Linked DNA regions of Homo sapiens: region 1 is linked to region 2. A link is a loop called in an ENCODE intact Hi-C map of the cell type or tissue named here. Cell type or tissue: endothelial cell of umbilical vein. All regions are shown on one strand. Links, peaks and the distances in the headings refer to the core of each region. The heading gives the core; the rest is flanking DNA.

Evidence for each region. Peaks named below come from ENCODE experiments on the same cell type or tissue, not always from the same donor. Only the 100,000 strongest peaks of a DNase experiment are listed, where the experiment ranks them.
Region 1: a loop joins it to region 2, with 6 times the contacts of the local background. A loop is called at or near these places in 1 of 110 quality-filtered maps.

What each region holds. Positions count from the first base shown.
Region 1 is chr9:113,608,684-113,611,593 of GRCh38, forward strand. No RefSeq gene overlaps it. Among named protein-coding and RNA genes, the nearest start is that of RGS3, 150 kb to the left of the region's middle. In endothelial cell of umbilical vein, for the core only: no CTCF peak of the experiment used is centred there; a DNase peak (open chromatin) is centred at 1,288; H3K27ac peaks cover 1,968 bases.
Region 2 is chr9:113,674,052-113,676,961 of GRCh38, forward strand. The region is part of intron 2 of LOC105376223 (a long non-coding RNA gene); the gene reads left to right. Among named protein-coding and RNA genes, the nearest start is that of ZNF618, 200 kb to the right of the region's middle. In endothelial cell of umbilical vein, for the core only: no CTCF peak of the experiment used is centred there; DNase peaks (open chromatin) are centred at 590 and 1,580; H3K27ac peaks cover 2,228 bases.

The sequences.
Region 1 (2,910 bases), core at 103-2,602, 66 kb before region 2:
TACAGGTGCCCGCCACCATGCCCAGCTAATTTTTGTACTTTTTGTAGAGACAGGGTTTCACCATCTTGACCAGGCTGGTCTCAAACTCCTGAGATCAAGCAGTCAGCCCACCTTGGCCTCCCAAAGTGCTGGGATTACAGGTGTGAGCCACTGCACCCGGAAGTATGAAGTCTTTTTTATTACAGCCATCCCAGTGGGTGTGAAGTTTTGCACCTTTGTCAAAAATCAGTTGGTCATACCCTGTGGGTCTATGTCTAGGTTCTCTGTTCCAATGATCTGTGTTTCTATCTCTCTGCCAGTGCCACACAGTCTTGGTTACTGTACTATATGATGTCTTAAAATCAGGTAGAGTGGGCCGGGCATTGTGGCTCATGCCTGTAATCCCTGCACTTTGGGAGGTCAAGGTGGGCTGATCACTTGAGGTCAGGAGTTCAAGACCAGCCTGGCCAACATGGTGAGACTCCCGTCTCTACTAAAAAAAAATACAAACATTAGCCAGGCAAGGTGGCGGGCGCCTGTAATCCCAGCTACTCGGGAGGCTGAGGTAGGAGAATCATTTGAACCCGGGAGGTGGAGGTTGCGGTGAGCTGAGATCCTGCCACTGTGCTGCAGCCTGGGCAACACAGCGAGACTCTGTCTCAGCAAAAATAAATAAATAAATAAATAAATAAATAAATAAATAAATCAGGCAGAGTGAGTCTTCCCATTTTATTCTTTTTTTTTTTTTTTTGTAAAGTCTTGCCAGGCATTCAGGGTCCTTCTGGAGTGAGCCTGGGCCTCCCCTTGAAGACACCCCCTCCTGCTCTGCCAAATAGCCCTCCTGCAGCCTCTCATTATCACACCTAGCCTCCTCCTCATCCCTTGCTTCTGCTGTCGCTGCCACCTGGGATACCTTCACTGTCTCTGTTTGCCTCGCCAATTCCAGCCTGTTCTTCCAGCCTGTTCTCCCAATCCTTGGCAGGCTGAGACCCGCCCCACCTCTGAACCCTGAACTCCCTCTGAAAATCTGTGCCAAGGCTCTGTCCCTGGGAGAATCGTAGCAGCTCTTGAATTTTCCATTAAATATTTTGCGGGTGTGAGTTTGGGCTCTCCAGTCAGGGTGATCTGGCAGTTGGCCAAGCTGGCCTTCACCCAGAGTAGTGACCAGGAAGATCGCGGGCACCTCTTGACCCCCAGACTGAGAGAAGCAGCTGGACCCAAACACCCGGTGGGGCTATTTTTAGTTGCTGGTTCCCGGCAGGCCTGGCCTGGTTTGAGCCTGGATGGAGAACAATGAGCCATTGAACCTTATCGAGTCCCTGGGCCCTGTAAGGCCAGGAGAAGGGTAAATGATAGAGCGAGTGGGGGCAGTGCTCAGAGGTGGACAGAGGTTGCCTGGCCACCTCCCCCATGCCGACCGGCAGGAAAAGCTTCTACCCAAGCTCTTTGTTAGACTTCCCGTGGGGCCAGGTGCGGAGCCGGCAAGTATTTTGGGAATGCTGTGTTTGTTAGCAGCGGCGGCAGCCTTTCCAACATTTCTTGAGCCCGTCTCGTGGGTCAGACACGGTGCTGAGCACTGCGTGTCCTCTCATATTTATCAGCCTCATTGTTCACATGTGGAAACTGAGGCCCAGTTAAAAGAGGCCAGGAACCTGCTCACACACAGCAAATAAGAGGAGGAGTCGGGATTCAAACCCAGGCCCTCTCTGTCTCCTTCCAGAGTGTGGACACTGCAGAGCCACCCAAACCAGCCTGCCACCTCTCAGGCCCCCCCGGGACTGGTGGGCTTCAGTCTCTCCTCTTTAACAACTCTGACTCCATGAATGACCTCAGGCAAGTCACTTGTCTTCCCTGGCCTTGGTTTACTCATTGGTAAAATGTGGGGGAGCCTTTCATTCAGGGCGGTATGGGATGGTGCTTCACAGCTGGGGAGGGGACCAGCATGGTCTGGCCTCCACCTTCCCTCGTCTGGTGATTTAAAAAGCCCACGAAGCACAGTTCTGTTCATTGCAGACACAAAAGGTCTTCACCCAGGAAACACATTCTGGGCGTAGTGGCTTCTAGGCCCTGAGGGATGGAGGCATCCGATCTGCCCAGTGGAATTGGGGAATTCAGGAATTCACAGTCTGGAAGGGAAGACAGGCTCATTGACAGCACAATGAGCAAGATGCATGAGAAACATCTACATGAGTCTGCTACGGTGGTCAAAACACAGTCCCAAGCCTGGTGGTGCCTTAAGCAGCAGTAGTCTATTTCCTCACAGTTCTGGAGGCTGGAAGTCCAGGATCCAGGTGTGGCAGGGTTGGTTTCTTCTGAGGCTGCTCTCTTTGGCTTGTCGTTGGCCATCTTCTCCCTGTGCCTTCATGGGTCTTCCCTTGCACCCTTCTGTGTCCTCATCTCCTCTTCTTATAAGGACATCAGTCACATTGGCTTAGGAAGACAGTCATTCCCACTCTATTGACCTCACACTAACTTAATGACCTCTGTAAATACAGTGACATTCTCCAGGACTGGGAGTTAGGACTTCAACATTGGAAATGTGGGAGACACCTTTCATTCCATAGCAATGGCGATTTAAAATGACTGACAGTAGTCACTTTTGCATATTGGCAGATAGTAAATCCTGTCAGGTGAGGCCCCTCCTGGGATCCCCAAGGAGCGGAAGTTCTGAATAGCTTTGGCATTAGAAATGAGAAGGGTGAGGGGACCTGAGAAGGGAGAAGGAGTTTCCAGAACACTCTGAGAGGTTAGGTTTCCCGACTCCCAGCTTGTGAGAGATTCTCTGTGAGGAAAGATGGTTGACAAATTCCTAAGAAGCATCATGTCTGACCCTGAATGTCAAGTTTTTTGGTGGCCAGCATTGGAATTGCTGTTATCCAAGTTAACTCAGCATTGCAAGGCCCTTGGGATAAGGTGGGGGTTGGGGTGTCT
Region 2 (2,910 bases), core at 282-2,781:
CACAAAACAGCGGAGAGAGAGAGAAATGTCGTCCTTTTTAACTAAACTCTCTGTTCCTTCCCTCACTGGACAGACATTTTCTGTGCTCCTTCCTACTCTGAACCAGACAGAGAAAGTTTCTCAGAGATGAGCTATGCAGGAGACAATTAAAATAAAACTATCAGGCCGGGTGTGGTGGCTCACAGCTGTAATCCCAGCACTTTGTGGGGCCAAGGTGAGTCGATCACCTGAGGCCAGGAGTTCGAAATGAGCCTGGCCAACATGGTGAAACCCATCTCTACTAAAAATACAAAAAAAATTAGCTGGGCATAGTGGTGGGGGCCTGTAATCCCAGCTACTTGGGAGGCTGAGGCTGGAGAATTGCTTGAACCTGGGAGGCAGAGGTTGCAATGAGCCAAGATTGCACCATTGCACTCCAGCCTGGGCAACAAGAGTGAAAACTCTGTCTCAAAGATAAGATAATAAAATAAAACAAAACAAAACAAAACAAAACAAAACTGTCAGTCACCTGGACTTTCAGAAGACATAGTGGGCTATTCGCAAAGCGAGATTTTTCTGGTGAGTATCTCAATTACTCACTCTCTGGGTCATGGCCAGGCACTGCTTCCTCAGCACGAGGCACCACCAAAGACCTGAGAAATAGGATCCCTGGAGTAGTCTTCCGACCCCTTGGAGGCCTCTACGAGAATACCTGTTACTTTTCTCACCTGGGAATATTCCAACATGTGTAGCCCTCATACTGCAAACACCATAGCATTGCTTCTGAGTTTTCTCTGTGCGACCCCAAACCAATGTGGTCCCTCTGTCTGTGGGCTAAAGAGCAATCAGAAGAGCCATGAAAAATGACATTTTCTTAAACCTTGTGTTTTGTGAAAACTACATGTTATAGAGCTACCCCCCAACAAAAGGAACTGATGAACAGGAATACACAAAGGGGCTGTTTTGGTTAAGATCATAAATCCAACTCAAAACTAGCTTAAGCAAGCAAGGTAATTTATTGATTGTATCAGAAATGTGTTTGGCTACGAACAAAAACTCTGACTACGGTTGGCATAAATAAAGGTTTTCTTTGTCTCACATAATGTTCAGAGGTAGAGCCAGGCGTGGTGGCTCACACCTATAATCCCAGCACTTTGGGCGGCCGGGGTGGGTGGATCACTTGAGGTCAGGAGTTTGAGACCAGCCTGATGAACATGGTGAAACCCCATCTCTACTAAAAATACAAACATTAGCCAGGTGTGGTGTCCCGTTCTTGTAATCCCAGCTACTCAGGAGGCTGAGGCTGGAGAATTGTTTGAACCCAGGAGCGGAGGCTGCAGTGAGCCTAGATTGTGCCACCACACTCCAGCCTGGGCTACAAAGTAAGACTCTGTCTCAAAAAAAAAAAAAAGTTCAGAGGCAGGCAGTCCGGGGCAGGAGAGAACGCTCAGCAACCCCTCCTCTCTTTCTGCCCCATTGTCCCCAGCCTGGTCTGTTGAGGTTGTGAGGCAGCTGCAAATTCCTAGCCCTTACTCATAGGAAGGAAAAGAACAAAAATAGAAAAATGGAAGGAGGTCCACAGCCAGTTCTGATGACGTTTCTATATCAGTGATCTGTTTCTGCGTGACTAATCATCCCCAAACCTAACAGCTAAAAACCACCACACATTGTCGCTGATGAGTCTATGGGTTGGCTCGGAAGTTTTGCTGATTTGAGGCTGGCTTGGCTGATCTCAGCTGGGCTCGGTCATGTGTCTGTGAAAGACTGGTCTTCCACTGGGACCGTCCGATCTAGGATGGCCCTCTCACGTGGCTGGTGTTGGCGAGTTGTCAGCTGCTGGGATGTCTCCCTTCCACCAGCAGGCTAGCCTGGGATTGCTCACATGGTGACTGGGCTGGGGTTCAACAGAGGGAGCAGACATATCCAAAAGCTCTTGAGACCTAGGCTCAGGCCTGGCACAGTGTCACTCCTCCCACCTTCTATTGCCCCAAAGTCGTGAGGTCAGCTGAGATTAAAGGTGGAGAAATAGGCTGGGCATGGTGGCTCATGCCTGTAATCCTAGCCCTCTGGGAGGCCGAGGCAGGCAGATCATTTGAGGTCAGGAGTTTGAGACCAGCCTGGCCAACAAGGTGAAACCTCGTCTCTACTAAAAGTACAAAAATTAGCTGCGCGTGGTGGCACGTATCTGTAATCCCAGCTACTTGGGAGGCTGAGGCAGGAGAATCACTTGAACCTGGGAAGAAGAAGTTGCAGTGAGCCAAGATCGTGCCACTGCACTCCAGCCCAGGCAACAGAGTGAGACTCTGTCTCAAAAAAAAAAAAAAAAAAGGTGGAGAAATAGACTCTACCTCTCTCTGGGAGGAGCCACAAAGGCACCACGCACTGGGTGGTGTGGATAGGTGTGAAAGTGGAGTGTGGTGGCCAAGTGACACAGTTTGGCTGTGCTGGTTCACAAGGGCACCCTTAGCTTCATCAGGGCTTGGAAAACTGAGCTGTGAGCAGTTTCTGCCTCTATAAGAGAAGCCAGAGGAAAGGGGATCAGAAATGAAGCTGGGGCAGCCGGTCGCCAGCCTGCTACAGTCACCGACCTGGGAGATGGGTGGAACTAGCTGACAGCAGGGGCTCAAACAGGGTCATCTGGGCATCTCCCTCCATCGCTTGGCTCTGCTCAGCTCTGTGCTGTAAAGTGTCAGCTGAGTGAGTCACCAGCAGCCCCGACCTACCTTCTCCTGGCGCCACAAATCCAGAGGAAAGAGGATTTCTTTTTCCCTATTTCCCACCATTGATTGCAGGGAAACCTCTGACTGCTTTTGCCTGGTCAGGCGTCTTTTCCCTAAAAACATCTGTGGAGTCAAGGGCAATGGGTGCCGTAATGTCCAGCCTGGATCATCCGCTGTCCCCTCTGGCTCCTGGGGGGGCAGGTGGAGGTGG